Regions from separate parts of the Homo sapiens genome. Here regions 2, 3 and 4 are each linked to region 1. The links are chromatin loops, found by intact Hi-C in ENCODE. Cell type or tissue: heart right ventricle. All regions are shown on one strand. Region 1 has its middle 12 kb from the start of FBXO2. Region 2 overlaps MTOR (mechanistic target of rapamycin kinase). Region 3 holds the start of DISP3 (dispatched RND transporter family member 3). Region 4 holds the start of MASP2 (MBL associated serine protease 2).

The links. Hi-C counts contacts between places; a loop is a spot of excess contacts. Peaks named below come from ENCODE experiments on the same cell type or tissue, not always from the same donor. Only the 100,000 strongest peaks of a DNase experiment are listed, where the experiment ranks them.
Region 2: it touches region 1 in a loop (12-fold over the local background); 95 of 110 quality-filtered maps call a loop at or near these places.
Region 3: a loop joins it to region 1, with 13 times the contacts of the local background. A loop is called at or near these places in 43 of 110 quality-filtered maps.
Region 4: it touches region 1 in a loop (5-fold over the local background); 96 of 110 quality-filtered maps call a loop at or near these places.

The regions. Positions count from the first base shown.
Region 1 is chr1:11,638,389-11,646,388 of GRCh38, forward strand. No RefSeq gene overlaps it. Among named protein-coding and RNA genes, the nearest start is that of FBXO2, 12 kb to the right of the region's middle. In heart right ventricle, CTCF peaks have their summits at 4,220 (motif pointing left) and 7,480 (motif pointing left); DNase peaks (open chromatin) are centred at 4,223 and 7,483; H3K27me3 peaks cover 5,305 bases.
Region 2 is chr1:11,233,476-11,241,475 of GRCh38, forward strand. MTOR (mechanistic target of rapamycin kinase) reads right to left here. Exons shown (of 58, transcript NM_004958.4): 11 at 6,828-7,072; 12 at 4,927-5,142; 13 at 4,368-4,573; 14 at 668-790; 15 at 1-12. Among named protein-coding and RNA genes, the nearest start is that of MTOR, 25 kb to the right of the region's middle. In heart right ventricle, no CTCF peak of the experiment used is centred here; no DNase peak of the experiment used is centred here; H3K27ac peaks cover 1,381 bases.
Region 3 is chr1:11,475,586-11,483,585 of GRCh38, forward strand. DISP3 (dispatched RND transporter family member 3) reads left to right here and starts at 3,570. Exons shown (of 21, transcript NM_020780.2): 1 at 3,570-3,787. RefSeq lists a silencer at 3,157-3,476 and an enhancer at 4,121-4,722. In heart right ventricle, CTCF peaks have their summits at 3,254 (motif pointing right) and 3,460; DNase peaks (open chromatin) are centred at 3,235, 3,524 and 4,706; H3K4me3 peaks cover 1,732 bases; H3K27me3 peaks cover 7,668 bases.
Region 4 is chr1:11,040,067-11,048,066 of GRCh38, forward strand. It overlaps MASP2 (MBL associated serine protease 2), which reads right to left and starts at 7,173. Exons shown (of 11, transcript NM_006610.4): 1 at 7,137-7,173; 2 at 6,825-7,053; 3 at 6,490-6,667; 4 at 5,342-5,473; 5 at 3,273-3,469; 6 at 2,809-2,956. The coding sequence starts at 7,141. RefSeq lists an enhancer at 5,678-6,510. In heart right ventricle, no CTCF peak of the experiment used is centred here; no DNase peak of the experiment used is centred here.

The DNA.
Region 1 (8,000 bases):
AAAACATCTCGCCCCTGCAGAGTGCTGGGGGTCCCTGGGGCAGAAAGCATGGCTACCTCTTGCCCCCGAACCCAGAGAACTGTAAGTGGGGGGCTTCCTCAACCCCAACTGACAGAAGCCCCAGTGGCTGTCAGACACACCCCACCAGCACACACACTCCACTTGGTTTTAAATGTCTCTCAAAGACCAAATTCAATTTAGTAGAACTCCACCAGCTCTGCAGTGCAGAATTCATCGGATGAGGTGCCTGCTTTTCGGGGAATAATTCATTTTTCCTGTGTCGGAGAGGAAAGTAATTGATCCAAGGGGTTGATGCCTCCTCCCTCCTGCTCTCCCTCCCCGGGACAGTCTGATTCCAAATGCAGACCCGAGACTGTTAGGTCAAAGTCGCAGCAATAAATAGGAGTGGGGACTTCTGCTTTAATATATTGGATTATTCCACTTGGTGGTGACGAAAAACAAGATTTAATTCCCCAAGAAATGCCAGCCGAGAAAATCATTTTCCCTGCCGGCTTCCCCCTTCCTTTTTTTTTTTTTTTTTTTTTTTTTAGTTTTCTTTTTTTCGAGGACATCTTTGTCTTTCTGCAGCTTTGAGGGCCTCTCTACACCCTGCCCCACTGGAGACCTCCCCACACACTGCCCACAGCGTCTGGGGGCCTGTTTTTCTGTCCTAGAACATATTCAGGATGTTTTCCTCCCACCCTCTCAATCATAGGTCCCTGAGCACAGAGATTTCTATTCGAATCCAGATGCTACTACAGTGCTTCGCACATTGAAAAATTATGACAATAAGCCCCAGGAAAAGGCCAGTTAGTACTGCAGCTCCCAGTGACAGCCCAGGAAGCTACAAGCTGGCTAGGGAAGTAATTCACCCTCCTACCATCACTTGGGTCAAGAGTCCATGGACCGCCTCCTCCAGGAAACCTTCCTGATCAAGGTCTATGTTAGATGTCCCTCCTCTAAAATTCAGTAGGCTTCCCCTCACCACCCTTTTACTATTATTAGACTATAGTTGCCAGACTTGTCCATTTTATTTAACAAACTTGTATGTAGCACCTTTTATGTGCAGGCCTTGATCTAAGTGTCTTACCTATATTAATTCATTTGATTCTCATAACAATCCTATCAGGTAAGTAACAAAATCATCCCCATTTTACAGATGTGGAAACTGAGGCACTAACTGGTCACACACCTGGGGAGGGTCAGAACTGGGAACCCAGATCCTTCTCTCCCTCTAGTCTGTGAGCTCCTAGAGGACAAGGACCTCATTGGTTCACTGTTGTATCCTCAAAGCATAACAAGGTGCTGACACGCAGAAGGTGCTGAGTAAATGCTTAAGTGACCGGGCACAGTGGCTCACGCCTGTAATCCCGACACTTTGGGAGGTCGAGGCGGGCGGATCACTTGAGGCCGGGAGTTCGAGACCAGCCTGACCAACATGGTGAAACCCCATCTCTACTAAAAATACAAAAAACAGCCAGGTGTGGTGGTGCACACCTGTAATCCCAGCTACTTGGAGGCTGAGGCAGGTGAATCACCTGAATCTGGGAGGTGGAGGTTACAGTGAGCCAAGATCATGCCACTGCACTCCAGCCAGGGAAACAGAGTGAGATTTCGTCTCAAAAAAAAAAAAAAAAAAAAAAAGCTTAAGTGGTAAATCCTTCCACATATGAACCAAAGATCAATTCCTGAGGCTGAGTCTAAGTGTGTGATTTGTGGGACACAGAAAACTCCACCAATTCCAACTGAACCCGGAAGCCCACGGCCTCCACCACAATTCCTGTCTGCACAGAGGACTAGAATCCCTCCGCAAGAATCACTTCACCCAGGAAAGCCTGCAGGTGGTGACAGGGGGCGAGGAGAGGCAGCTCTGGAGGGGATTCCAGCCATGCAAAGCCCTTGCTGTGTGACCTGGGGCGAGAATGCACGTCTCTGGGCCTCAGTTTCATCTCAGCCTCTGAAATGGGAATAATAGCACACAGATGTGCTTGGAGGATTAAATAAAACCATACACAGGTGATGTTTTGAACACACCTATCACATGGTGAGTGCTCAGCGTGTGCTGAGATAGCATAGATTGTAAAACTGGACTTTGAGGCTACTTTTGCCATGCTCAGAAAATAAAAAAAAATAAAAAAAAATTAAAAAAAAAAACCTCATCAATCCGAGTAAATGAAGCAAACTTAGATCTGGATGGGAGGGTAGAGTTTTCTTCACAGTAGTAGTGAGGTAGGTGAGTTGCCAAGAATTACCAAGAAGAATTTCACAAATCACACACAATCCATTTACTTCTGGGAGTTATCAGGATGTGGGAGAGTCTGAAACGGAACTTACTGGACCAGAAATAGCATTTGATGAGCGTTTCATTCATCCGGCCAGCACACACTGAATGCCTTCCATGTGCACGAAGCAATGTGCAGATGAGGAAAGGGCTCAAGCTTTGGGGGCCATGGCGACAGAAGCCCCGTCCCAGCCAACTCTGCAGCCTACAGCTTGGTGACCTCGACCAAGGGCCCCACCTCTCTGAGCCTCGGTTTCCTCTTCAATAAATTTTGTGATGACAAAATAAAGCCTCCCGAGGAGGCTGCTGTAGGCAGTCGATGAGATAATGCAGCAGTAGACCAACAAATGTTGGTTCCCTCACCTTCTGGCAACGGCCCACAGCAGTCAGGCCACTCCATTCAGCTTCACTGTCTTGTTCCAAGAATCTAGTGGGTGCAGGAACTGGAGGCACATTAGTGCCTGGGAGTATCAAACCAGGTTGGCAGGTGAGGATCGTAGGTTCCATTTGTGTGGTTGAGGACAAGGGGCAAAGCCAGGTGAAGCCCAAGTGTTTCTGTCTCTAATTATTTTTATTTTTATTTTAGAGAAAATCTCACTGCCACCCAGGCTGGAGTGCAGTGGTGCGATCTCTGCTCACTGCAACCTCCATCTCCCAGGTTCAAGCGATTCTCATGCCTCAGCCTCCCAAGTAGCTGGGACTACAGGCGTGTGCCACCAGGCTCAGCTAATTGTTTTGTATTTTTGGTAGAGACGGGGTTTCACCATGTTGCCCAGGCTGGTCTGGAACTCCTGACCTCAAGCAATCCACCCGCCTCAGCCTCCCAAAGTGCTGGGATTACAGGCGTGAGCCACCGCGCCTGGCCATGTTTCTGTCTCTAAACCCAAGCTGTTAACACTGGACAAATGGCCTCCCTGATTCCTAGGAGAGGAAGGGAGGAAAAAAAGCAGAGTGGGGAGGAAGCCAGAGACCCCTGAATGCAGCTTCATTCATCAAAGGTGACCGCAGAAAGGCAGGGGAAGGTCCCAGGGGGCCTCGGATGGACATGGTCAGGGGAAGGTCCCAGGGGGCCTCGGATGGACATGGTCAGGTGGCTGGGAACTTCCACAGCGTTCCCCTCCACGCCTTAGAAACATCACCTCTGTGAGTGATTCCAAGCTCTTTGCACCCTCCTCCTTGGTGCCAGCCCCCTCCTTCATTCTGGCAGTTCTCCCTAACATCTACCTGCAATATTTCCTGCTGCATGACCAGCAGACCCCAGTGGCAACCCTAGCGAATGGCCCTCAGCCCTGTTCCATCCTGTCTGCAGAGCTCCTAGCAAGCAGCTCCTGGCTCCAGGCAGTAATCCTACTGACAATTAATTGGCTTTTGTTGGAGGAGAATGAATACCATCTCATCTTAATCTTCTTCATTATTCTCCTTGTTCAGCAGAGTCAACACAAGATTAGGTTTAATTTACGGTGGTGGGAAATAGCAAAGTCATTATGCACCAGGAACTCAGGATTGGATCTGTCTGGGTGTTCTGTGTTCACTGCAGGCCTGGCACCATCAAGCAAGGCCCAGGGCTCTGCCGAGGTGGAGATGGACTTGGGGGGGTTCTAGACTCCCAGACCTACTTGGAGCTAGATCCCAGGATACCACCAGCCCTCCCTAGTTGGGAGGGGCCCAGCTCTGGAGGGGAGTCCAGCCATCCAAAGCCCTTGCTATGTGGCCTGGGGTGAGACCCAGGGGCCTCCCAGGCCTTGGAGACCTAGCCTCCTAAATGTTTCTCATACAGCCTCTGGGGTCAGAGCAGCACCAAATCCCAGCCCCTGAAGAGCCAGGCTCAGCCCCAAACAATGGGAAGAGACCAGGACTTGGATTCAAATTCGACTTTTCCTCCGCAGAGAAATGGGCAGGACAGACACAGCTTGGGGACAGCCTTGACAATGCTGACACCTAGTGGTACTTGGAGGAACTGGCCCTTCCCTCCCTCTATGTGCACAATTGAATATACCATGTCCACAACTGAATACACCGCGTACACAAAAATCCAGATTTTTAAGGTAAAGAAACCAGAGGCCAGGTGCAGTGGCTCACGCCTGTAATCCCAACACTCTGGGAGGCCGAAGTGGGCGGACCACAAGGTCAAGAGTTCGAGACCAGCCTGACCAACACGGTGAAACCCCGTCTCCACTAAAAATACAAAAATTAGCTGGGCGTGGTGGCGCACGCCTGTAGTCCCAGCTACTTGGGAGGCTAAGGCAGGAGAATCATTTGAACCCGGGAGGTAGAGATGCAGTGAGCAGAGGTCGCGCCACTGCACTCCAGCCTGGCAACAGAGCGAGACTCCGTCTCAAAAAAAGAAAAAGAAATCAGAAAGGGGAAGAGGGACTTTTCCATTACCAAATTGTTAAACATATGTTTCCACTGAGAAATCTAAGAGGAAATTCATTTTACCTTCCCTGACCACTTAGCCAAAATAGCCCCCAAACACCTAGCATCCCTCCTACTGCCTGGGGTAATGGTACGCACAGACACTCTGGAGCCCAGTGTCCTCGTCATCTCCAACTCTTTCTGCTCTTCCTCACCTGGGAGCCCCCAGCTTCTGTCCTTGCTCTGTCCCCCAGCATGTGGCCCCTTCTGATTCTGTACCCCAGCAAAGTCATTAAAACTTAAGCTGGTGAGGCAGGAGAATCACTTGAACCTGGGAGGCGGAGGTTTCAGTGAACTGAGATTGCGCCATTGCACTCCAGCCTGGACGACAGAGCGAGACTCCATCTCAAAAAAAAAAAAAAAAAAAAACAGCAACACAACCCACAACTCCCCTCTTTCCCTCCTGCGGACTGAAAATGTTTGCTTGGCTCTGTGAAAATAATGTTAATTAAAAGTCTATATACACATATAAAATGTCAATTTAAAGAAAAAAAGACTTAAGCTGGAAAGCCAGCTTCAACTCCTTATTCATTGCATGACCCTGGCAAGCTACCCTGCATCTCTGAGTCTTAGCTCTTTTATCTAAGGGGGCCACTGCACAGATTAAATGAGCCTGTGCACTGAGCTCATGAACTGGCGCTCTAGGTCCTCAGCAAATGCCTGTCATCGCCATCATTGCTGCCATCAGCATCATCACCATCATCATCATCCTGATCATCCTGCTACTCTTGGGAAATTTGGTTTCATCAAACAAGATTGTCAGCAGCTGATGTCTAAACCCCCATCCCTAGCTCCTGCTGAACAGAGCAAAGGTTTTTCCTTAATGGAAACGATATCATATCTGCTTCCTAGAGCATTTATATCTTATAGGGCAGAGCACATAGTAGGTCCTCAGGAAACTCTCTGGGTCACCTTCCTACATCTCCAAGCTCACGTCAGATCACCTCCTCACTTGCTCACTGCTCCAGCCATGCTGGCTGCCTTTCTGACCTGTGAATAAGTTCATTCCCATGTCGGAGCCTTTGGCTGCCTCTGCAGTGCTCTTTCCCCAGAGCCGTATGGCTGGTTTCTCGTCATCATGTGATTCAAGTGTCACTTCCAGCCAGGCGCCGTGGCTCATGCCTGCAATCCCAACACTTTGGGAGGCCAAGGCAGGTGGATCACTTGAGGCCAGGAGTTCAAGACCAGCCTGGCCAACATGGTGAGACCCTGTCTCTATTAAAAAAAAAAAAAAATTAGCTGGGCATGGTGGTGCACGCCTGTAATCCCAGCTACTCGGGAGGCCGAGACACAAGAATCGCTTGAATGCGGAAAGTGGAGTTTGCAGTAAGCTGAGATAGCACCATTGCACTCCAGCCTGGGCAACAGAGTGAGACTCCATCTCAAAAAAAAAAAAAAAAAGTCACTTCTTCAGACAGGTCCTCCCTGATCACCCCAACCAAAGTAGCACTCCTGCCCTCACTCTCTACACTACAGAGGCCAAGTGCCTAAGTGGCTGAGTAGAATTCCAGTTCCCGCCTGGCGTGATGGCTCATGCCTGTAATCCTAGCGCTGTGGGAGGCCAAGTCAGGTGGATCACTTGAGGTCAGGAGTTCAAAACCAGTCTGACCAACATGGTAAAACCCCATCTCTATTAAAAATACAAAAAAAAGCTTAGCCAGGTGTGGTGGCGGGCGCCTGTAATCCCAGCTACTCGGGAGGCTGAGGCAGGAGAATTGCTTGAACCCGGGAGGCAGAGGTTGCAGTGAGCTGAGATCACGCCTCTGCACTCCAGCCTGGGAGACAAAGCAAGACTCCGTACCAAAAAAAAAAAAAAAAAAAAAAAAAAGAATTCCAGTTCCATCACTTCTTAGCAGTATGGCCTAAGGCAAGTTGCTTAATCTCTCTGTGCTTCAATTTTATTTTTCTTTTCTTTCTTTTTTTTTTTTTTTTTTTTTTTTTGAGACTGAGTTTGGCTCTTCTTACCCAGGCTAATTTTTGTGTATTTTTAGTAGAGACAGGGTTTCACCATGTTGGTCAGGCTGGTCTCGAACTCTTGACCTCTGGTGATCCACCCACCTTGGCCTCCCAAAGTGCTGGGATTACAGGTGTGAACCACTGCACCTGGCCCAATTTTCTCATCTGTAAAAATGGAAGTAATCACAGTTTCCACTTCGTGAGGTTATTATGACAAATTAATATAGATAAAGCTTTTAGAGTAGTGCCTGGCTTATTGATGAAGGGCTATCTCATGTGGGTAATTATCTTGTTCACTCATTTAGTTGCTTGTGTTATGTTTCTCCATCTAGACTGTATATTCCAAGAGACCAGAGACTTTGTTTTGTCCCTACCTTACATATAGTAGGTGCTCAATAAATATCAAATGATTAGGAAGAACTGGCCAGGCACGGTGGCTCACGTCTATAATCCCAGCACTTTGGGAGGCCGAGGCAGGAGGATTGCTTGAGGTCAGGAGTTTGTGACCTGCCTGACCAACATGGCAAGACCCTATCTCTATAAAAAATAAAAATTAGCCTGGTGTGGTGGCACGTGCCTGCAATCCCAGCTACTCAGGAGGCTGAGGTGGAAGGATCGCTTGAGCCCAGAAAATTGAGGCTGCAGTGAGCCATGATCACACCACTGCACTCCAGCCTGGGTGACAGAGTGAGACCGTGTCTCTAAAATTTTTTTTTTAAATTTTAAATAAAAAATAGGATCATAGGAGACATGAAAGCCCTATCTGCTGTCTCTCGCTTCAACTGTCCCCACTGTCCTAGAGACAGCCCTGGGGTGCCCCCTGCTGGACGCCACACAGGTTTTTCCTTACAGGCAGCTGGTATATGCCATCCTATAACGTTTACACGTGGGTCCAGCTCTGTCCTCCAGGGTAGGGGACAGTAATGCTGAGAGGAGTTAAGAGCACTCACTTAAGAGCCAGATGTGCCTGGATGGGAGCTTCTGCTTCTCCAGTTACTCTGTGTCACTTGCCAGAAAACCGTAAAAGGGATGACCATGCCCTCTCCCCTGTCCCACCTGACTGGACTGTAGGGTGGTGTGATAGGACGTGCCCTATGCCCAGTGAGCCTTCTGGCCCACCTCACACAGCCCTTTGAAGGCTGAGAAGCAGTTGTCTTATCTTCCTGACCTAAACACCACTGGTGTACCCGATGTCCCTCTAGTGACAGCAAGAGTGAGCCTGAGGCCCCTCCGGTCTCCTCTGAGGGCCCCATGCTCTGGGGAGAGACCACAGCAGGCTCAGAGCCTCTGGGCTTCTGGGCAGGGCTTCTGGCTCCTTCCTCAGGCTCTTGGCTGCAGGTGGCCTTCT
Region 2 (8,000 bases), 400 kb before region 1:
CAAAATTAATGCCTAGAGAAAGAAGTTATGAGAAAATGAATGCAGATTAGACTCTACTAGAAACCTTTCTTTTATATAAGTAAAATTCACCCAAGAGACCATCTCAGTCATAAAGAAATTCCTTCTAGGCTTTATGAATCCAAGATTTCTCTGGAATGTAAATTCTCAAACTTTTCTCCATATGAAGTCTAAGTCTGACATGTGAGAGAGCTGGGAAGCACCATAATGTGAAAGTATTTCTCATGTCTCCTCTAAACCGAGTCTCAGTGATTGTTCATCCAGATTAACATACATTATAAAGGACTTCACGTGACTCTAATGTGTTGAGATTTGAAGGTTGTTTCAGATTTTCAAGCTCATTTTTTCCTCATTTTGGGCGAGCTATTTTATGCTACTATCTACCTACTTCTCCTTTCCAAACATCTGCGATGATGTGCCTGAAGCATTAACTCTTACCTCTTGTAAGGACAGCACTTTCCTGCAACTGATAAGATTCTTGGTATTCTTTAACTGAAAGTGCTTGATATGGCCCTTTGGTCTCCAAGCGTGAGAGCAAAGAAATCACCTACTTTGTTCAGTGTACTAGTGAACACTGAAACACTCCCATCTCCCCATATGAGCTGATGACAACGCACAGAGAAAGCACCAGCCTCTCGGTTTGTGTTACCTTCAGAATAGGCTCCATGTAGGGGCGGATGAGTCGGGGGGCATTGGAGACCAGGTGCCCCAGCATGCGGGCACTCTGCTCTTTGATTCTTCCAATCCCACTGTGCTCCAACTCTGTCAAAATCTGTAGGGAAGAAAGGCTCATATGTTCTCTATGGCAGAAGACATTCTAGAGAGAGACTGTGTCCAACAGAAAAAGTGGCAGGGAACTGGGGGAAAAACCCAGACCTCCACGACAGATGAAGTAGCTGCTAGATACTCAATGAGCAACAGACTTTTCTGCAACAGGCAGAACAGCCTTAGATACAGCTGTGACAGGAAGAAAAACTATTCGAAAACCTGCTCCCTTTCCTTTTATCACAGCACTCCAATGTCCCATGGCCCTCTCTAAAGCAGAGCTTTTAACCATGTAGCACAGCCAGAGAAGACTGAGAAAACCAACAGGGAGAGCTGTGAGTAGGGTTCTATAAAAATGAGGAAAGAAGGTAGGGCCCCTTGGGAGAAAAATCTTTGTCCAGACAGCAAATTACTGAAGACTACAAATAATGGCAAAGGAATCAAAGAACAGTTAGAACAGCTATGATGCCAAGAGAAGTGCTGATACTCTGTAGCTGTTTGGGGCATATCTAGATAAACCTCAATAGGTGGGGATCACACTGGCAGGATCCCCCGAAGCCTTACTGACTGGAGATAACACATTGGTTCTAGCTGACATCCTTAGGACACCAGCAAATCAGCATATCTTGCTCATGGTGACATAGACAGCATAATATAGACAGATTTCTGGATAAAGCTGCCAGAAGGAAATCGATGAGCAGTGACAAAAGCAGATGTCACAGAGCTCAGGTTAACTCAGCTACCCAGAGGAGTCTACAATTTAACATTACATTTTGTCTTAGGTTACTGACTTAATAACCCGATTTTTCTGGATTCCCCTGGCAGCCTGTTTTCCCCAGTCATAGCAGACCACAGGGAAAAGAAATGAAGGGGATACTGAGAATAGACCTGCAGCACCAAGAAGACATGGCTGACTGCAAGGAAATGTGCCTCACGGAGCAGAGCCCAACTATCTGCAGCAGTGCGGGGCCAATCCAAAGAACCCCAGGTTCACTTAGAGCCCGAGAGCCTCACTGCATCCTAATAACAATAACCAATGCCCACCCTGATGACCAAGACCGCAAGAAAGGCCAAAGTCGGCCAGGCACGGTGGCTCATGCCTGTAATCCCAGCACTTTAGGAGGCTGAGGCAGGTGGACTGCTCGAGCCCAAGAGGCAGAGGTTGCAGTGAGACGAGATCCCACCATTGCACTCTAACCTTGGTGACAGAGTGAGATTCTGTCTCAAAACAAAACAAAACACCAAAGCCTTTACCAAGGCATGAAAATGTACACCTCAATTTGGAAAAATCTATATCAAAGTTTAAAAACAAAAAAGAGTAATTTTAACATTTCAAGGGCTAAATTCAGTACATAAATTCATTCAAAGGAGCTTCACACTCTGCAATATTGAAAAAATGAAATGGCCTGATAGCTTAATATCAGCTTTAAGAAGATTAGAGCCAGCCGGGCGAGGTGGCTCACACCTGTAATCCCAGCACTTTGGGAGGCCGAAGCGGGCAGACCATGAGGTCAAGAGATTGAGACCAGCCTGGCCAACATGGAGAAACTCCATCTCTACTAAAAATACAAAAATTAGCTGGGCGTGGTGGCGGGCGCCTGTAGTCCCAGCTACTCAGGAGGCCAAGGCAGGAGAATCGCTTGAACCTGGGAGGTGGAGGTTGCAGTGAGCCAAGATCACACTACTGCACTCCAGCCTGGCGACAGAGCGAGACTGTGTCTCAAAAAAAAAAAAGAAAGAAGATTGCAGCCACGCCTGGCTTGTTGACTGCTATATTCCCAGTGCCCAGCAGTACCTGGAACATAGCATGTGGTCAAAAAGTCTGCTGACAGAATGAACATATTGATATTCTCATTAGGAGGTATTTCTTATTTTTTCCTTTTTTTTTTTTTTTTTGAGATAGGGTCTCACTCTGTCACCCAGGCTGGAGTGCAGTGGCACAATCACGGCTCACTGCATCCACAACTTACCAGGCTCAAGTGATCCTCCCACCTCAGCCTCCTGAGTAGCTAGGACTACAGGTATGCACCACTACACCCAGCTAACTTTCGTATATTTTGTAGAGACGTGGTTTGTCATGTTCCCCAGGCTGGTCTTGTCAAACTCTTGGGCTCCTGTGATCCGCCTGCCTTGGCCTCCCAATGTGCTGGGATAACAGACATGAGACACTGCACTCAGCCGTTTAGGAGATATTTCTACGCCAAATTAATTTAGCATGATTTGAGCTGGCAGGCTCAACAGTGATTTCACGTTTTTTTTTTTTTTTTTGAGACAGAGTCTCGCTCTGTCGCCAGGCTGGAGTGCAGTGGCGCGCTCTCGGCTCACTGCAACCTTCACCTCCTGGGTTCAAGCAATTCTCCCTGCACCAGCCTCCAGAGTAGCTGGTATTACAGACGCCTGCCAACATGCCTGGCTATTTTTTTTTTATTTTTAGTAGAGATGGGGTTTCACCATGTTGGCCAGGCTGGTCTTGAACTCCTGACCCCAGGTGATCTGGCCACCTCGGCCTCCCAAAGTGCTGGGATTACAGGCATGAGCCACCACGCCCGGCCTTCAACAATGATTTCTATTCCTTCCTATAACTGAGGAATGTTTTTAAGACTTAAAATGGCAGGCACTTCTAACGCAGGCCGGCAGTTAAATAAATCATTACGCTAAAAATAGAAGTGCCAACATAAGTACAACTTCCTAATTTGTTGACTGATGATATAATTTACAGCCACTTTATAACAAATTGTGAACAAACATTTCTCTAGAGTGAGTTACATATATTAATGATTTTCTATGTTTAAGTTCCTTATATGTTATAAAAAGTGTTTACTTCAAAACAAACCATGAAGGAGGATCAGGAAGCAAACAGTGAGCAATGGGGACAGGAAATGACTGGGTGAGCAACATAGAGACCCACAAGAGGCAGGTGGAAATAACTTCACCAGGCAGGACTGGTGTATTGGCAGGACTCCATGTATTGCTCACCAGGAGGCCACAGATCTTACTCAGTAGGTGAAGACAAAAACTGAGGAGCCATGTCTCCAGAGCAATTCTACCTTACGCTACAGACCAAGCAGCTGAGCTTGGCATTCTCATATTATTTAAGAACGAAAGCCAGGATCACAGACTGGAGCAATGACTATTAGAACAAATAGTGGAAACGGTCTCACACTGGTTATTTTTGTGAAGAACAACGGCCTCCGTGCTTGACCTGGCACCAGCAAGAAAAGCAGGAGAGCTGAAGGATAGGGAGGCGCTGGGAAGTCTGACACCATCTGCAGCAGATCAACCCAGCAAGCAAAGAGGGCCAAGAAATGGGATCACTGGTGACTTGCCAGGAAAAAGAAAGAGCTGCATGAGAGGACTCTGAACCACCTTAGAGTCATATTGACAAAGGGCTCATGAGGTGATGAGCACTGGAACTGCCATTATAAAGCCAGGGAAACATTTGGACCTTTGCAGACAAATGCGGCTTTTACCAGGTACCTCAATCTTTCTCCCCCATCCTTGTCCTCAACTCCGCTTCCTCAAGCAGTTCTCACAGCGAGAGTCCTGTCTTCCCTGCCTGTGGGTCTGGCCATCACCTCGGTTACCTGGATGAGCATCTTGCGCAGGAAAGGCATGACAAAGGCAGGGTTCATGCTACTGAGTCGGCCCACAGTGCAGATGGCCAGCTCCCGGATCTCAAACACCTGGTCATTCAGAGCCACAAACAAGGCCTGCAAGTTCTCCGCCTGGGCCAGGTGTGCATCAAAGCGCTCGTCCAGGGACGCCAAGACACAGTAGCGAATGTCAGGGTCTGCAAGAGCAATGGAGCCTTTGAACATTTCCTCATGATCCCATCACTCCAGCCCTTCCCAGCTTCTACCTCCACTGCCATCAGCGTAGTGGGAAGATTCCAGATGCTTTTTCTCATCTAACCTCTGTCATTCTTTTCTCTACTCACAAGAGTAAAAGACAAAAGAATTAAAGGTAGATTATCTTACACCAAAGGCTACAGTAGCCATGCCTAACACGCCTTGGCAGAGAAATAGCTGAATATCAGCTTTTTGAGCCGAAGAACTCTAGAGAGGCCATGTAATGAAACTGGCTACTCCCAATTGTCCTAAGCTCCTTAACTCCCCTAGATTCCTTCTGTCTGGCAAGCCTTACCAGGATCTGTTATCCCAACTACGAGCAGTTTGCTAAGCACATCTGCCACCACTTGCACTGCGGTCTGGCTAACCACATGAGCATGGCCACTGATGAGGTGGATGGAGGGTGTGAGCAGGCGGGAGCAGGTGCGGGCAGCCTCCATGCGGATCTCCTTGTGCTCACTGTTCAGGAAATGATCCGCACAGTGGCGAACAAATTGGGTCAGAGAGTGGCCTGGATAGAAAGGCAGAGAGAAAACAGAATAAACACTGCTGCTGTAGACAGGTAGGTCTGCAGCTTGCTAGCTGAATTTTCCATTTTGAGGCTACTAATTCTACTTTCAACTAGATATTGATCAATACGATACTGACCCGGAACTCTTCTTTTTTTTTTTTTTGAGACGGAGTCTTGCTCTGTCGCCCAGGCTGGAGTGCAGTGGCGCAATCTCCACTCACTGCAGGCTCCGCCTCCCGGGTTCACACCATTCTCCTGCCTCAGCCTCCTGAGTAGCTGGGACTACAGGTGCCTACCACCACGCCTGGCTAATTTTTTTTTTTTTTTTTGGTATTTTTATTAGAGACAGCGTTTCACCATGTTAGCTAGGATGGTCTCGATCTCCTGACCTTGTGATCCGCCCGCCTCGGCCTCCCAAAGTGCTGGGATTATAGGCGTAAGCCACCGCGCCAGGCCTGACCCAGAACTTTTAAAGGGTAACAAGGGGGATTTCAATCAGCAGAAAGGTAAAAGGGGGTGGTGAAGGAGCAAAGAGACAGATAAAAGGTATCCCCCAATCCTAGCCTTTTTATATTCCCTTTAAATAATAAATTATTTTGTTTTATTCCAACTCAACCCCTTACATTCTCAGAGGATAATACAATTCTTGATCAAATTTACCTTGCCTCTTTTAGTTCCCGGATTTAAATACCAGACAAAGAGTCTGTGTAGGCTGGGTTTAAACATAGCTACTTTCTATTCACTAGAAATAAATTATCATGGGTGTGAATCAATGTTAAGTGGAGGAACTGCAATAGAGAAACCATGGGTGGCTGTCTCCAGACAGCATGTTCAGGCTTTCTGTACTTGCTTGTTTCCCCACATTCTTGACCAATACTACCTATATGATCTTAAATTTCAAAAGTATCAACTTCTCCCCCTGAAATATATCTCTGTGGGGTATTATTATGGGTTTATTTGCAGTTTAGAACTACACAGTATGGTACTTTTAGAAATCATACCGCCAGCCGGGCACAGTGGCTCATGGATATAATCCCAGCACTTTGGGAGGTCGAGGCAGGCAGATCACTTGAGGTCAGGAGTTCCAGACCAACCTGGCCAACATGGTGAAACCCCATCTCTACCAAAAATACAAAAATTAGCCGGGTGTGGTGACACGCGCCTATAGTCCCAGCTACTCGGGAGGCTGTGGCAGGAGAATCGCTTGAACCCAGGAGGCAGAGGTTGCAGTGAGCTGAGATTGTGCCACTGCACATCAGCCTGGGCAACAGAGAGACTTTGTCTCAAAAAAAAAAAAAAAAGAAAGAAAAAAGAAATCATACTGCCATAGACATGGAAACACCCAAAAGCCCCTACTTATACATTTTAAAGCATTACATACCATCTCAGCTACAAAGAAGTGGAAAAGTGAGGATGTGAGGGGGATCTGTCTCTGAAGCATTATTTCCTTGGATCAACGTATACTTTCCCTCAAACCATTTGCCCCCAAACTCAGTATGGGACAAAGAAACAAAAGTAGGAATTACCAATACGTGGAAAGAGTCTAGGAAGGATGAGCTGCTACAGAATCAGCTACCCTGTCTTTAGCACCCCAGCAAGATCCAGGAATCCTAGATACCTTCATTCCTTTCCCAAAGTTTCCAGCATCTCTCACTATCTTGGCAAGAGCCGTTGTAATTTCTTACCTTCAAATTCAAAGCTGCCAAGCGTTCGGAGGGCAAGAGTGATGCTGCCCACATCGCTGGCCTCAGGGAGGGTCGTGAGGCCAGGAGAGGCCAGCTGATGGGCCAGGCCCTTGGGCATGCCTGGGTGGCGAAGGGGTTTGTGCATAAGGACCAGGGACAGCATTTTCAGTAGCCCATCTTGAATGTCCTTCTTTAGCTGTGGAATCTGACGGCTCAGGTCGTAGAGCACTGCAGTGAGGGCAGGGCTGAGGGGAAGGAAACAAGTCACATAAGGGCTGGGCACATGACACTCAGTCTGTTCTTGGGAAGAAACAGCTTTCTCTCCCAGCAAGGGGATCAGGCCTCTGTTCTTCAGAGTAGAAAGGATATTATAAAATAAGAATAAAAGTGTAAACTCTCTTGGCTTAGTCTCAGGTCTCCAAACAATCTATGAGTTTCTGGTTCTTGCCACAGAAGACTTGCTCACTATAATTCAGCCACTACAGAAGACCAAGTCTCAACAAACACTCTGGGAAGCAGATTAAGAACACTGTCCTTATTTTACAGATGAAGAGAACTTAGTTTAGGAAGCTTAAGCAACTTGCTCAATAATAATATACACAATATTTGCAAATATTTATTGAGTACTTCCTATATGCCAGGCATGGTGCTAAGAGTGACTATACCATGAACCCACAGCAACCCTAGGCAATAAGAATTACTATTGCACCCACTTTTCAGATTAAAAAAAAAAAATGAGGCCAGGCGCGGTGGCTCACACCTGTAATCTCAGCACTTTGGGAGCCGAGGTGGGCGGATCACAAGGTCAGGAGATCGAGACCATCCTGGCTAACACACTGAAACCCCAACTCTACTAAAAATACAAAGAATTAGCCAGGCGTGGTGGCAGGCGCCTGTAGTCCCAGCTACTCAGGAGGCTGAGGCAGGAGAATGGCGTGAACCCGGGAGGCGGAGCTTGCAGTGAGCCAAGACTGGGCCACTGCACTCCAGCCTGGGCGACAGAGCGAGACCCCTTCTCAAAAAAAAAAAAAAAAAAAAATGAGGCTCGGGGAAATTAAATAACTTAGTCAAGATCATATAGAAAGCTAGTGATGAAACTAGGATTCAGTACTAGCCTGTGTGTTTAGTCTAAGCTATCCTGTCCATCCAGTTGAATGTGCAAACAACCATGCC
Region 3 (8,000 bases), 160 kb before region 1:
TGTGTTCTACTTTAGCTGAAGAGACTATTAAGCAGGAATATTTTTGGCAGTGGTCATTATGACTCCCACTTTGCAGATGAGGAAACTAAGTCTCAGAGAAATGCAGTGACTTGCCCAAGGTCATACTAATAAAAGACACACATAAAAATCAAACCCAGTTTCCTAAATCTAGAGCTCTTTCCAGCATACCCCAGCCTACCTGACTCTGCCCAGTGGCTTCCTGGAGAAGGTGAGATTGGGGCTGGGGGCCAAGAGCGCCAAAGTCAATGCCTTAGCAGATTGAAGAGGGGATTACTTATAAATCCATTTATTCTATTCCCTGGTGCTGGGACAGTGCCTTAATACCATATTTTAAAAGATAAACACTCCCAACCCTCCCCATATGCTCAACCCTCAGCTGCTCACCCATCTGGTGGGAGGACTTGATTTGCATACAACCCCCCTTCACGGGGCGGTGTGGAGGGGTGTCACAAAAAGTGAGATGTGTTATGGTCAGCACTTGCCAAGTAAGCGGTAACAATATGATGAAGAAACTGCTAATGTGTATTTAGTGCTTAATGTGTGCCACAAACTGTGCTAAATGCAATTTTTGCACAGAGATGATCTCATTTATAACTATAACCACTGCAATGAGACAGATATTCTTACCATCCCCACTTTATAGATGAGACAACTGGGGCTCAGCAAGGTGAAGTGACTTTCCCAAGGTCACGCAGCTGGTAAGGGGCAGAACAGAAATATGGCTTTACTGGGAGAGGTAGAATCAGAAGCTCAGCTCAGAGGCTCTGCTTCAGACCTAGTTGGAGAGAAAATAGAAGTAGAAATAAAGGGATAGGAAGAGAGGACAAAGCAGCCCTTTATAGCTCATATCCCTTGCAAAGAAGGCTTTTCAATTAGTTGTGAAGACAGAGTATAAGGGGAGCAGCTTATCGGCACCATGAGGCATTTAAATCAGACCCAGGAAGAACTTCCACCAGACAGCACTGGAACAAGGAGCCAGAGGGGACACAGAATCTTAATCTCTGCAGCCTTTCAGCTGGGTGGATCATTATCCACCAGAGTCATCTTTACTACTCACCTGGAGGTACAGGAGGCTTCAGGGAAGTACCCTGTGGCTGGGCAGGGATGTGTGAGGCCAGCATCCCCAGGCCCCTGTAGTAAACACGCTTCCTGCAAGCAGGCGCGGGCAGGGGAAGGGGAGGAAACCTGGGGATGAACCCCAGGAGGAGGATTCTCATGACTTTCCACACCTGCACCAGCTCCACTGCCACCACCGGTTCCCCTTTATGGCAGGCATATTTCAAAGGCCTGGTTCCATTTGCATTTTTAAAACCTCACTGATGGCCTGGGAAAATTGCATCCTTCCAGTGTTCCTGGATACCACACCGTGCACCTCCTCTCCCCCTCCACAGGCCTCTGCCTCTGCACCCTCCCTTCATAGAAAATCCCCCACCAAGGGCAGAGCAAGCCCAGCCCCACTGGAGATCCTCTGGAAGTCTCCAGAGGCCAGAGAGGGTTCTGAGGAGGGTGTGGCCAAGGTGGCCACAGCTATGGCCAGCTAGGCAACATGAAGCAGGACCCCTTTGAAGGTGGTGAGAATTTCATCAAGGACCTATATCAAACCCACTAAATCTATTTCCCAGCAGAGTGGCAGCTGTATCCCCAGGCATGGACTGAGGGTGGCACAGCACCATGGGGCACACCAATGGGATGGCCGGTGGATTTGTCAGACTGAGAGGAACAGTGCTGGAGCCTTGGAGAACTTTGAGGAGGCTCCTAGAAGCAGCCTTAAAACAAACGGAAAATAATCAAGCCATTCTCCCAGCCAAGAAAACCCTTTGCTCTCAGCTGGGCTTGGGAACACACTTTGTGTCTCTCTATTGCTCCCTTAAAAACAAATCTTTTCCTTGTTCTCCCTCCTCCCACCCTCTCACATGGCTCCTCATTCTCTGCCCTCCCTCTAGGATATGGCAAATGGGACTAGAAGTTTGCAGGGTGGTGCCAAGTCTGGTCCTCTGTACTCATATCAGATTTGGCCTCTGGTCCTGGGACAGCAATTTTCACACCCTCTACTTCTCGGGAGAGATCTCCTGTCTCTTTCTCCCCTTACAGCTCACAGTGGCACCCTTCACCCCAGGAACTGCCCCCAACTCTAATGTCTTTAAGGCCAGATGGAGCCATTGGGAGTCTTCTGACAGACTTGGCCAACCTGGCAATGGCTCTCTTGAGACCTTGAGCACATGGGGAGTGAGTGCCAGGGCAGGGACACTGGCTCAGGCCATTTGCTTCTGCATAGATAAGCTCTCAGGGCACCCAGAGTCATAAATACCAATGCGTCTAGTTGACAGCCAGTCAGTGGGTACAGCTTCCAGCCAGGGACTGTACAGCAGAGAGACAGAGCAGGAGCAGCAGGTGAACAGCACAGGAGATCCACTCAGCACCCTGACATTTAGAGGTGCGTCTCACCCAGTTTTCCTCTTTTAAAAATAAGGGCTGGGGATGGGGAGGGGCTGCTGTGGGTTCAGCATCAGTGTGTTGGCTGGCCGGGTTTGTTATATTTCATTCATAACTCTCCCATATTCTTCTCTCTCCCATAAGCCGGAAACCTCCTGAAGGCAAGGATTGTGTCTCACCATTGCCCTATCTTCCCAGGTCCTTGGTCGGCACACACCCAGGACAAATGACAAGCTCATGGCTCACCCTCACACAGCATGGCAATGGCCTCCCTCCTTTCTGGCTTCCGTCACTGACATCCCTCCACCCTGCAGCTGGGGGCTGGCAGCTGGCCCCCTTTTGAGGGGTCCCACTTCACTCTCCCTGGGCAACACCAATGCCAATGCTCTCTGAGCCCTGATGGAGAGAAATGGGCCAGGGTACTGGCCTGCCCCCCTCCCCCAGGCTCTTTCTCCTTGTGGCCCTTTGGCTAGGGGTGTCAGGCAGGTCATGTGCTAGAGCTGGAGGGATGCCCGGTCCCAGGGGCTGGTATGGCTCCGGGTTCTGGTGCCAGAGGGGTAAATGAAGAACAAACGAGGAAGGGACGGCGCCAGGAGCCTGGGCTTGGCAGCTCCCTCCGGAGGGCGCCCGGGGATGCCCGCGAGTGTCCAGGAGGCTGGTGACCTGCCAAGGCTGGGCGGGCTGGCTGGAGAGGAGCGGGAGCGCGGGCCCGGGAGAGACTTGGGTATCAGGAAACTCGGAGGCGGGGCTGGGGGGTGGTGCCTGGCCCGGACCGTCTGCAGGGGCGGGGACCGACCCCCAGGGGTCGCTGCGCCTTGCGCTTCCCCCGCCCGCGGGCGCCAGGGCCGGGCTGAACCACCGCGCGGATCGGCAGGGGGAGCGGCGGCGAAGACAGCGCCAGACAGCGGGTCCCAGAGACCGCAGCGCGCGGCGTGGCGCAGGGTCTCGCCGGCCACTGATTCAAGGCGCGGCGGCGCGGAGCCCGAGAGGCGCCAGGGATTGGGCGGCAGCGCGGCTCCGGAGCCTGGCTCGGACACCCCCGCGACCCGTGGTAGGAGCCCGGACCCAAACAAAGGCGGGCGGCGAATAAAAGGCGGCGGCGGAGCGGAGTGCTCGGGTTGCGAGCTGAGGACTGGGATTCGCGCGCAGCTTCCCGCGGTCTGCTTGCCCTGGAGCGGAGGGGGAGCCCCAGCCTCCTGCGGCTCCGAGAAGCTTCCCCCTGCGACTTCCGCGAGGAGACGAGTCTGCGCAGCGTGGTGGCCGCCGCCCCCCGACCCTCTGCGCACTCTCTCCCGCGCCGGCGGCTCAGCCTAGCCCCGTTCGGCCGGCCGAGGTGAGTGCACGGCCGCGGGGCGCCATCCGGGCTTGGTCTCGGGGCTGGGGGATGCATTGCTAGGAGGAGGGGGAAGTCCTCCGCGCCGTCCGCACCCCGACCTGCTTGGCGCCGCGCGCGAAGTTCTCTCGCTCTCCAGCCAGCCCGGGATGCGGGCCTCGGAGCCCCCCGGGAAAGACGGTCAGGGGTGGACAGAACCCAAGCTTGCCCTCTACGACCGGGCCCCAGCTCCGCACCATCTCCCCGCGGGACTGCAGCATTCTTGGTCGGCCAAGGGGAGTTGGATGTTGGATGTCCAGGAACGGCAAGGCTTCCGACCTCTGGCCCCTGCTTGTCCCCTCTGAGGGATATCTGGGTCCATAAAAGTTGAGCGTCAGTCTGAAGCCGCCCTTGGATCGGGCTCTCGCCCATGCTAGAGCGGAGGGAGGGGACAGAGTAAGGCTAATGACCCCCTCCACCCACTCCCTACCTAGCGTACTCGTGCTCTCGGAGGGACATTTCCCCGATTAACCTGGCTGCAGGTCCGGCCGGGGAGGGCGCGTGGGGGCTTGGGGCGGGCCGGGCCAGCGATGGATCCGCGCGCGCGAGGGTCCCCAGGCTCTGCCGAGAACGCGAACGAGGGTGGAGGTGGAGTGGGCAGCCGGGCAGTGGCGGCGCTGAGGGTCGGGAAAGATTCCCAGCGCAAGGGGCGCCAAGTCCCGGGAGCCAACCCCACCGCCGGGAGAACTTTTCCCAACTCCCTGGGGAGGCCGGCAGCAGGGCTGGGAAGGCGCCTCCTTGGGGGCTTCTCTTCTCGGCCTCTGCTCCACGGCCGGCGCCAGCTTCCCGCTGTCCCCCACTCACTGCGAGACTGCGCGCAGGTCTCCGTCAGCCCACTCCCCGGGTCAGCACCGCGGACAGCGCCTCGCGGCCGCCCTAGAAACTCAGAAGCCCGCGCACACCCACAGTCCACGCGCACACTCACACCCATCCATGCGCACACACATATCTACAGACCACTGGAAAACAGTCCACACACATACACTCGCGCAAGTACACACCCACCCACAATCCTCAGGCGCACACAATCCACGCAGACCCACGGTTCACACGCACGTGGGCGGACAGATCTCACAAGCACACACGTTCGTGGACCTGGGCAGCATCTTCGCCCCCGCTCTGCACTCGAGGTTGCTGTCTCCGGACTCACTGACTAAGCCCCAGATTCCAGAGCCCACCACCTGGTGTTCTCACCGATGCCCAGTGACTCACAAAGCCACTCAGACTCCCAAGCACAGACACACTTCCACCCCCAGCGCGCGCGTGCACACACACACACACACACACACACACACACACACACTGTCCTGCTCCTATGGGCGAAGCATGGGGATTTAGAGCAAACACCCCCTCCCCACCTCCTACTACTACACCTGCCAGGGGACCAGGGGATCTTCTGGAGGGAGGGAGGAGGCTGTGGCTCGGTGGAAGCTCCAGGCAGAAGCCCAGCCTGGACAGGTGCCTTACAGAATCTCCATTTTCAGCCCAGGGTCCATTTTGCTTGGCTCTCTACCTCAATACTCACTCCTCTTTCTCTAACCTTAGTCCAGACACACACATGTACAATCAGGGTCCGCATTCTTTGCTTGTACCCTCTGTTTCCCTGCTCTGTTCCCTCCCCCAGGTTTCTCTCTCTCTCTCTCTCTCTCTCTCACACACATACACACACACACACGCACATGCACCCTCTTTTTTTGGTCTTTCCAGTCATCCTTCCCCACTGTCTTCACTTCTCTCCCCAACTTTCCTTAGGCTGGGTCTGACCCAGTCTTTGCTGGGATGTGGGCACAGCTGACCCTTAGGGGGAGCTGACTCCATTCTCTCAGACTTGCCTTCTTCACTGCAGGTTCCATGTCCCCGTTACTCTCTCTTTGGAAATCTGACGACCCTCCACCGTGGCCTCAGCAGCTTCTGTTCCCCTCCCCAGGAAGTTTTCTAGGGCCAGATGCCACAGAGCCCCAGTGATCTCTCCAAGGGGCCAAGAACTTTGGGTGAAGCATTCTGGAACCCCCCTCGAGATCTGGCTAGCCATGAGATCTGGTAGCCATGACCTGGCTTGCCCTTTGACACCTCTCCTGCTGTTGTCCTTCAAATCCAGAAACTGGGTTGAAAGAAGAGTAGTCCCAGCATGGTGTGGTGGAAGGAGCACTGGACTGGAAGTGAGGGGACCTGGATCCTAGTCCGAGCTTAACCACAGACTCCCAGTTTGCCCTTGGGCAAACTACTTCCCTTCTCTGAGCTTCAGGTTTCCCGTCTGTTAAAGGACTGCCTGAGGTGACCTGTAGGGTCACTTTCTGGCCCTAATAATCTGGAACATTGACTCTCTAGTGAGTCTCTTGAGTGTGGGTGGGATTGAAAATTGTGATTCTAACCCCAAAGATTACCCTACCTTTCCCCTTCCTTAGAGCACCCACCACTAGTGAAGTCATCCTGTTCCCTGAGTGAGGGATGTTTAGATGATTTCCTTAATAGGACCAGAGATGTCAAGTAATTTTCTTGAGGTCATACTGCTGAAGTGCAATCTTCATTGGGGCAGGCATTACTTCTACTGTCTATATATCCTCTGCATATACCACTGGTTCTGCTGGTAGATGTGTGGTGAATGAATGAATGAATGGACAAATGAATGAATAGAAGATTTAAACCTGGATCTCATGATCGCCAGGTCCTTGGATGGTTTAAGCCCCTTTCTCTGCTAGTATAGACATACTTCCCTCGTCTCCCCATCCTCCCCATCCCCTATTCCCCTAGTCCTCAAAGGCGGTGGATGGAATTGTCTGAGTTAAGGTCCTTCCTCCCAAGTGGCAGACACTGGGCTGGTTGTAAATGGCCACAGAGAAGGGAACAGCTGAGAGCAGCTTTAGAGGTCCTGCCCAGTGAGTAGGGGCTTTGCAATCAGCCTCATGTCCTTGGACCCAAGCAAGTAGACTGCCCATGGGCAGTTGGTTGCTGGCCAGGCTCTGATGCCAAGAGGGAAGATGGCCATCACCACCATGTGGCTAAGCAGCCTCTTTTCATAGCCCTATGAGCTGGGGATGGCAAAAATAGCCTTCACAGATGAGCCAAATGAGATGCTGAGCAAGGAGGTGGTGTCCCTAAGGGCCATCAGTCAGCCCACTGCCAGCAATAAAAGTAGGCACCCCAAAATGGTGGGGTGGTAGTAGTGATGGTTGACAATAACAATACTATAGGTGTTGATAATGATGTTAGCATTGTTAAAATCGAGAGCTCAGTGATTAGCCTTTTTGGTTCCCTTCCCCCTCTTTGAAATGGTTTCCCCACCTGAACCCCTCTTATACTCCTCCCCACACCCAAATGTGGAGAAACGGAGGGCTGGGACAGTGAGGCAGGGGTGTGGGATTGTCCATCAGTCCTAGCCAAGGAAGAGGGCTTGTCGTTTGAAATCGTCTTCTTCTCTGTCTGCCCTCCCCCTACCCAAGCATGGTGTCTTGCCAAAGGAGCTGGGAGAGGTGTCAAAGTCTGTCAAAACACCCTTCCAAGCTAGATTCCAAAGCATCGAAGCCCAGGGAAAATAAATAAAGAGAGCAGTGTCGGCCCAAAATAGAAACATGCTCCAACTCACAAATATGTATGTTTTCCAAAAGTCGCATTTCACGGGCAGACAGTGCGGCTCACGCTGCAGCTGCCCAACAAAGGCCGGAGGCATGGATGCTGCGGGACCAGTCCAGGGATGGCGGCAGAGCCTCCCCCAGTGAGCTCACTCTCTGCCTGGCCGCTGGGAGACCAGACAGCCGCACTCCACTCTGCACCAGCTGGAAGGTACACGGGCGGGAGGATTGAGAGGAATATGTGTCTGTGTGTTGTCAAAGCTCTTTGGAAACGGGCACCAGACATGGCTGATGGCCTCAGGTCCTCCGCCTTATGATGGGAGGCTGGTGATAACAATACCAACCAATCATAGCTGCCATGTGTTAAATACCTACTATGTGCCAGGTGCTAAGCATTTACATGGACTGTCTCACTTAAGCCTTGCCACCATCTCATGTCACATGAATTGTCATCCTCACTTAATGTGTGGGAAAAACAAAGTTCAGAGAAGTGAAGAGACTTGCCCAAGGTCACACAGCGAGAAGAGGCCAAGCTGGGATCAGATTTTGATCTGAATGAAGCAAAAACCCCCATTTTGCCAAGTACCCTGTATTGTTTTGGTTAC
Region 4 (8,000 bases), 600 kb before region 1:
GGATGTGTAGGTAGAAGGATGGGTGGATGGTTGGATGAATAGAGGAATGGATGGCTAGAAGGATGGGTGGATGGAAGGATGGGTAGGTGGGTGGGTAGATGTACAGAAGGATGGATGGATGGGGCTGGGCGCGGTGGCTCACGCCTGTAATCCCAGCACTTCGGGAGGCCAAGGCGGATGGATCACGAGGTCAAGAGATCAAGACCATTCTGTCCAACATGGTGAAACTCTGCCTCTACTAAAAATATAAAAATTAGCTGGGCATGGTGGCGCATGCCTGTAATCTCAGCTATTCTAGAGGCTGAGGCAGGAGACTTGCTTGTTCCAGGAGGCAGAGGTTGCAGTGAGCTGAGATTGTGCCACTGCACTCCAGCCTGGCAACAGAGCAAGTCTTTGTCTAAAAAAAAAAAAAAAAAAACGGATGGATGGATAGGGTGGGTGGGTGAATGGCTGAAAGAATGGGTAGATGGATGAATGGATGGGTGGGTGGATGGATGGATAGGATTGGTAGGTAGAATAATGGGTGAATGGAAAGAGGGATGGCTGAAAGGATGGATGGATGGGTATATGGATGGATGGATAGGATTGGTAGGTAAAATAATGGGTGGGTGGATAGATGGACAGCTGGAAAGATGGATGGATGGATGGATGGATGTGTAGGTAGAAGACTGGGTGGATGGGTAGATTAATAGAAGAATGGGTGGGTGGGTGGATAAAGGATGGATGGATGGATAGAAAGATGGGTAGGTAGAAGAATGAGTGGACAGATGGATGACTGGGAGAATGGGTGGGTGGATGGATGGATGGATGGATGGGTAGGTAGGTAGAAGAATGGGTGCATGGATAGGATTGGTAAGTAGAAGGATGGGTGGGTAGATAGATAGCTGGAAAGATGGATGGATGGATGGATGGATAGATAGAAGAATGTGTAGGCAGAAGGATGGGTGGATGGGTAGATGAATATGTGGATGGGTAGATGAATATAAGGATGGGTGGGTGGAAGGATGGGTGGGTAGGTGGATGGATAGAAGGATGGATAGATGGATGGATGGATGGATGGATGGATGGAAGGATGTGTTGGTAGAAGGAAGGGTAGATGGGTAGATGAATTGGATGGATGGATGGAAGGATGTGTTGGTAGAAGGAAGGGTAGATGGGTAGATGAATAGGATGGGTGGATAGAAGGATGAGTGGATGGAAGGATGGATGGGTGAGTAGATGGATAGAAGGATGGATGGATGGATAAATGGAAGGATGGGTAGGTAGAAGGATGATGGATGGATAGATAGGTGTCTGGAAGAATTGGCAGATGGATGGATGGATGGATGGATGGATGAGTGGATGGATGGATGGATGGATGGATGGATGGATTGGTAGGTAGAAGGATGGGTGGGTGCATAGATGGACAGCTGGAAGGATGGGTGGATGGGTGGATAGATAGAAGGATGTGTAGATAGACAAATGGGTGGATGGACAGATGAATAGAAGGATGAGTAGACAGAAGAATAAGTGGGTGGGTGGGTGGATGGATGGTGGATGGATGGATGGATGGATGGATGGATGGATGGATGGAATGATGGGTAGGTAGAAGGATGAGTGAATGGATAGATGGATGGCTGGAAGTATGGGTGAGTGGATGGATGGGTGAATGGATGGATGGATGGATGGGTGAAGAATGGGTGGGTGGGTGGATGGATGGAAGAATGGGTGGATGGATGGATGGATGGATAGAAGTATGTGTAGGTAGAAGGATGGGTGGATGGGTAGATGAGTAGAAGGATGGGTTGATAGAAGGATGGGTGGGTGGAAGGATGGGTGGATGGGTGGTTGGATAGAAGGATGGATGGATGGATGGAAGGATGGGTAGGTAGAAGTATAAGTGGATGGATAGGTGGAAGAATGGGTGGATGGATGAATGGATGGATGGGTGCATGGATGGATAAGTAGGTAGAACAATGGGTGGTTGGATAGATGGATGGCTGGCAGGATGAGTGGATGGGTGGATGGATAAGATTGGTAGGTAGAAGGATGGGTGGGTGGCTATATGGATAGCTGGAAGGAATGGATGGATGCATGGATACATGGATGGAAGGATGGATGGATGGATGGACAGACAGGACGATGGGTGTATGGATGGATGGATAGAAGGATATGTAGAAGGATGGGTGGATAGAAGGATGAGTGGGTAGAAGGATGGGTGGATGGGTGGATGAATAGAAGAATGGGTGGGTAGAAGGATAGGTGAATGAATAGATGGATAGCTGGAAGGATGAATGGACTGATGATAGAAGAATGGATAGTTAGAAGGATGAGTGAATGGATAGATGGATTGGATGGATGGATGGATGGATGGATGGATGGATGGATGGATGGATGAACGGACGAAGGATGGGTGGTAGAAGGATGGCTGAATAGAAGGATGGATGGATAGGATGGGTAGGTAGAAGAATGGGTGGATGGTTGTGTGGACAAAAGGATGGATGGGTGGGTGGATTGATGAATGGTTGGAAGGATGAGGGGACAGAAGGATGAGTGGACAGAAGGATGGGTGGGTAAAAGGATGAGTGGATGGGTGAATGGGTGGTTGGAAGAATGAGTGGTGGAAGGATGGCTGGGTGGCTGGCTGGAGGGAGGGACAGCGGGTGCTTCCCCTTAGAAGACTGCTGCCTCAGACCTCAGACACCACTAAACCTGGTGTCCCTTCCTAGTCCTGGCCCAGAAGGAGCCCTACACTCTACAGCTCCTTGACACTCCAGGAGAGAGGGCAGCTCTGCGCTTCCAGCCAAGATCTGAGACCCACTTGCTCACCTGTGCTCGTGTAGTGGATCTTCCAGCCTGTGTGGTCTCCTGATTCATCTGTGACAAAGGTGATGGTCACCGTGTTGCTTTTTGTTTCAATCCTGTGGGGCAATGTCTTCCCACAGAATGGGCCATGTTCTTCTCTGTCTGTTTGAATCTGAGAAAGAAGCTCATGAAAGCTGGGGAGCAGCTGCCTGGGTCTGGCCTGGGCCGGAGGGAAGTAACCCACCTCCTCAGCATTTCAGGGACAGCCAATGAGGCCAACCCAGGCCATGGATTGGGGTGCCCCTCCCCACTCTGCCTCCCACACTTGTACTCGAAGGCCCCAGCCTTGGACCTCCATAGAGCACCTGAAGAGGTGGGGGTCACCGAGGGTGACGGGAACGTGGTGGGGGCCATGCTGCAGGAAGTAGGGGGTGCAGCTGGGCTGAGGGGGAGGATCTGGGACAAGATGAGGGGCCCAGGAGCCAGACCTTGAGAAAGTCGTAGGGACACAGGGTTTCAGGGTGTGTCTCCACATCGAAGGACTCCACAAAGTCCAGAATGACACTGAACCCCTCCTCCAGGCTGATGCTGTAAGTGCAACTGGAGAGTTTGGGATACGGCCGTGGGTATTCAGGGCTGCTGAGCTCCCCAGACCTCTGGGTGAAGACCTGGCCGGAGCACAGGGCTGGAAGGAGGGAAGGCAGGGGAGTGACTTGGCGTGCCCTCTATCAGCCCTCGCACCAACAGCAGGGTGGATGCCTTGGGGAGCAGGAAACTGGGACAGGGATGTGGCTGGGACATCTGCATCCCTGGGTTGGGCTGGGCCCTGCAGGTGGCCAGCCCCTGAGGCCTACCCAGAAACCAAACGACCCACCCGATGGCTGAGGGGCCGCTTAGAGAGGGGGTTTCTCTTGCTTTGAGGCTTTAGCTGAAACAGGCAGCACTCGGGATGGAGCGCACAGGCCCTCACTCACACCCCCAGGGAGCGTGGTGGTGTCCTGAGCCAGAGTCGCAACCCCAGGGTAGGGGCTAGAGCACTGAGTTCCACCAGGCTCTGCCGGGGCGGGGGGCGGGGGTGGATGGACACACAGGAAGGAGGAAGAAGGGACACTCTCCTTGGTCCCTGGGAATTCGGGAAAAGAGAGGAGCATCTCCTCGAGCCTAAGGGCCCCTTCGGAGCTCCCCTAAATTCCCTTACAGCCACCCCAGTGATTCCCAAGTTTATTCATCAGGGGTCTCCTACCCGAACCCAGCCAAGACCAGCCAGCCCCCTGGGTTCCTGGAGGAACCATCCGGAAGAAGGGTCTCTCATCACCCCCTTTCCCCAGGTCTGACCCCTGCCCTGGGGGCTGCTCCTGGAAGTTCAAGGCAACAGTGATCATGACTGAGTCTGGTGCTCTCCTTCCTCGCTGGAACAGCTGATGCTGCTGCCACGGGCGGGGTGTTGGGCTGGGCTCTATCCCTCAAGGAAGGCTTGGTCCCCATCCCATACCACCACCCCACCCCCAGCTGCAGTGGGGGGCATTTGAGTTGTGAGGCCTCTAGGAAGTGAGGAGCCCCAACATTGCCTGCCTTCTTCCACGTGGCTGTGCCCTATGGGGCAGTGGGAATCACCCCTGGATTTGCGGGGGACCAGATTACCCCTCAATGAATATCTCCCAGGGTGTCTCCTCTGTGGGTCAGGCTCCTCCAGGCCAGACCCTGAATGGGGGTGGTTCAAGATTACTCTGGGCTCAGCCTCTGGGGACCTGGACTCGAGCGAGGCCTTGCCCCTCTCCGGGCCTCAGTGCCCCATCTTCAAAACGGGGGGTGAGGCCAAGGAGCCTGTGGCCCCATGGAGGAGGCTCCCACAGACCTGGGGTTCATGAGGCTGTGAGGAGGGTAGGCAGAGAGGAGCGCACCCCGCCGCCTCCCGACCCTCCCACCCCAGAGACACGTGGCAGCAGGTGGGGTGGGGCCAGGTTTATTATTGGGTCCATGGTGGGTGAATGGGAGTTGGGGCACAGCCATCTCAGCCCAACCCGGAGCTGAGGCCAGCAGGCTGGCTCTGGCTTCTGACCTGCTGGGCAGGCCGGAGCTCCAGGGGAGGCTAGAGGCTCTGCTCTGGAAGAGAGATCAGAGAGGCAAGGAGAGACACCGAGAGGGAGAAACCGAGTCGGGGGAGGCAGGGTCAGCGCCAGCAGGTGGGGCTGCCCACGCCCCAGAGCACTGGCCCGTCCCACAGTGCAGGGAACCAGGGAACCAGGTCCCAAGGAACGAGGGCTAGATACCCCCGACTCTCCCGTGGCTACATGAGGGGTTCCCAGAGCCCAGGTGGAACCAGGTACACAGTGGGATGTTAGAATTAGTCTCAGTCGCTAGGGCAGGGTGGCACTGATGAGCCTGGCTGCTGAGAGGGGAAGCAGGGCTGAGAAGGGGAGCTGGAGGCAGCAGGGCCTAGAAGCACCCAGTGTCCAGGGCCCAGGCCCTCCGCACCCCTGGGCAGAGCAGCAATGGCCCTGAGGAGCCCCGGGTATCCCAGGAGAGGGTGCGTTGGGGCCCAGGCAGCCTCCCTCACCTGAGCAGGTGCGCTTGTTACGGTGCAGGACGTAGCCTGCGCGGCAGGAGCAGTAGAAACCGCCCAGGTGGTTGTGGCAGTGGTGGTCGCAGGTGGGCGCCTCTCCCGGGGCCACCTGGCACTCGTCAATGTCTGGGGGAGAGGCAGGGCCAGGCAGGCCGTCAGGAGGGAAAGAGGCGGGATCCAGCCTGGACTCCTCCCAGGAGATCCATGACCTCAGAGTGGACCTCAGAGGAGGCCTCGTCCTGTCTAGGGTGCGGGACTGGTGCCGGGCCAATCACCTTACAGGCCTAGGGTCGCTGCAAGCTCCCAGCAGCGCTGGGAGAAAGATGCAAACATCACCTCTGTTAAACCAGTGGGAGTTTCAGTGTCCGGCCCGAGGTCACCCAGCTAATGAGGGGAGTCAATCAAACCCAGGGGGCGGGGCTACAGCGCTGAACCCTTGCAGCAGCTTCCTAAGGAGCAGAGAAATTGAGCCACTTGCCAGAGGTCACACAGTTGGTCTCTGCAGGGACTGGGATCTGAAATCAAACATCCTGGCAGCGCTCCCGCTGGCAGGGCCCCACTTTGTCAGCTGTAAATGGGGCCCTCGGCCCCTGCGTCGTTTTTGTTTTTTGTTTTTTGAGACGGAGTCTAGCTCTGTCGCCCAGGCTGGAGTGTAGTGGTGCAATCTCTGTTCACTGCAGCCTCCACCTCGCAGGTTCAAGCAATTCTCCTGCCTCAGCCTCCCTAGTAGCTGGGATTCCAGGTGCGCACCACCACGCCCAGCTAATTTTTGTAGTTTTAGTGGAGATAGAGTTTCACCGTGTTGCCCTGGCTGGCCTTGAACTCCTGACCTCAAATGATCAGCCAGCCTCGGCCTCCCAAAGTGCTGGAATTACAGGCGTGAGCTGCTGCGCCCGGCCAGTCCCTGCGTCACTTGAGGCGATGCTGTCCTCAGATCCCTGGCTCAGAGTTGGCACTCAGCCCATGTGAATGGAGGTCACGGCTGTTTTGGTCTTTGCATTGTGGATGATGTCAGGCCAGAGGCCTCTCCCCTGCCCTGGGAAAGGTGGGGAAACTGAAGGCAGGGCTGCCTGGCCTAAGACAGAGTTACCCCCACAGCCAGCTGCGCAGACTGAGATGTTGCAGGACCCCTCTTGGCTCACCCTCGGCTGCATAGAAGGCCTCGAACCCCGTGAACGGCTTCTCGTTGGAGTAGTCGGAGCGGAAGGTAATGTCCAGGCTGGAGCCCAGCGAGTAGAAAGTGTCCTTGCCAGGGGCCCGCTCCGTGTCTGTGCTCTCCTGCCCGCACAGCGTGGCCAGCACCTTGGCCCCCGAGCTCAGCTGTGGGGTCAGGTGTCACAGGGAGTGAAGGCAAGACCCAGGCCTGATCTCCCTCCTGGCCAAGCCTGGCCCCTGCTCCCAGGTGTCCCTGAACCCTGGCTACTCCTTGGGGACCCCCCGACCCTGAGAAACCCCAGCCCTCCCGTCCTGACGGCACCTTGACGAAGTCGTACTCGCAGAGGTGGGAGAGCTCCAGGTCGAAGTGGGTGAAGTAGAGGCGCAGGCGGTAGCCGGGGGGTGCAGTCAGGGTCCAGCGCCGCTCCTGGTCATTGGCATACTCCCCTGGAAAGCCGGGGGATGCCAGGCGCCCGAACACAGGTTCAGGCCACTTCGGGCCCAAGGGGGTGGCCACCGAGCCACACAGAAGGCCCAGGAGGGTCAGCAGCCTATGGGCAGGGCAGGGGCGGTGAGGGCCCAGGCCTGTGCTCCCACCCCACACCCTGCAGGGAGGCTGTGGGCGCCCACCTACCTCATGGTGTGCCCGTCCAGCTGGCCTGGCCTGGTCTGCAGCCCTACGCTGGTCTCACCTTTGATCTGTTTGTCCAGTGACCTGCCCCTGCCCCCAGCCTCCCTGACTCTGGGATTCTGGGAATCGACTCCATGACTCCAGCCTGCTCAGAGTTCCAGGCAGGCAGGACAGGCTGCTCTGGGAGCCAGGAGTCGGACCTAGGTAACAACAGCCTGGAAACAAATCCTGGCTCTGCCCCTCACCCCTCCCTTTTTTTTGGATCTTGTTCTGTTGCCCCGGCTTCAGTGCAGTGCTGCAATCATAGCTCACTGCAGCCTCTACTTCCTGTGTTCAAGCAATCCTCCCACCTCAGCCTCCCAAGTAGCTGGGATTACAGGCGAGCACCACCACACCTGGCTAATTTTTTATTTTTGGTAGGGATGGGGTTTCTCCATGTTGGTCAGGCTGGTCTTGAACTCCTGCCCTCAGGTGATCCACCTGCCTTAGCCTCCCAAAGTGCTGGGATTACAGGTGTGAGCCACCGTGCCCAGCCTCAGGCTGGCTAATTTCTTAAACCCTGTCAGAAGGACCTGGTGCCACCAATTCCCGATTCCCTTGCAGGCTTAGAAGTCGCTTTTGGCTGGGCTCGGTGGCTTATACCTGTAATCCCAGCACTTTGGGAGGCCAAGGTGGGTGGATCACGAGGTTGGGAGTTTGAGACCAGCCTGACCAACATGGTGAAATCCCATCTCTACTAAAAATACAAAAATCATCCAGGTGTGGCAGCGCGCACTTATAATCCCAGCTACTCGGGAGGCTGAGGCAGGAGAATTGCTTGAGCCTGGGAGGCGGAGGTTGCAGTGATCCGAGATCGCACCACTGCAC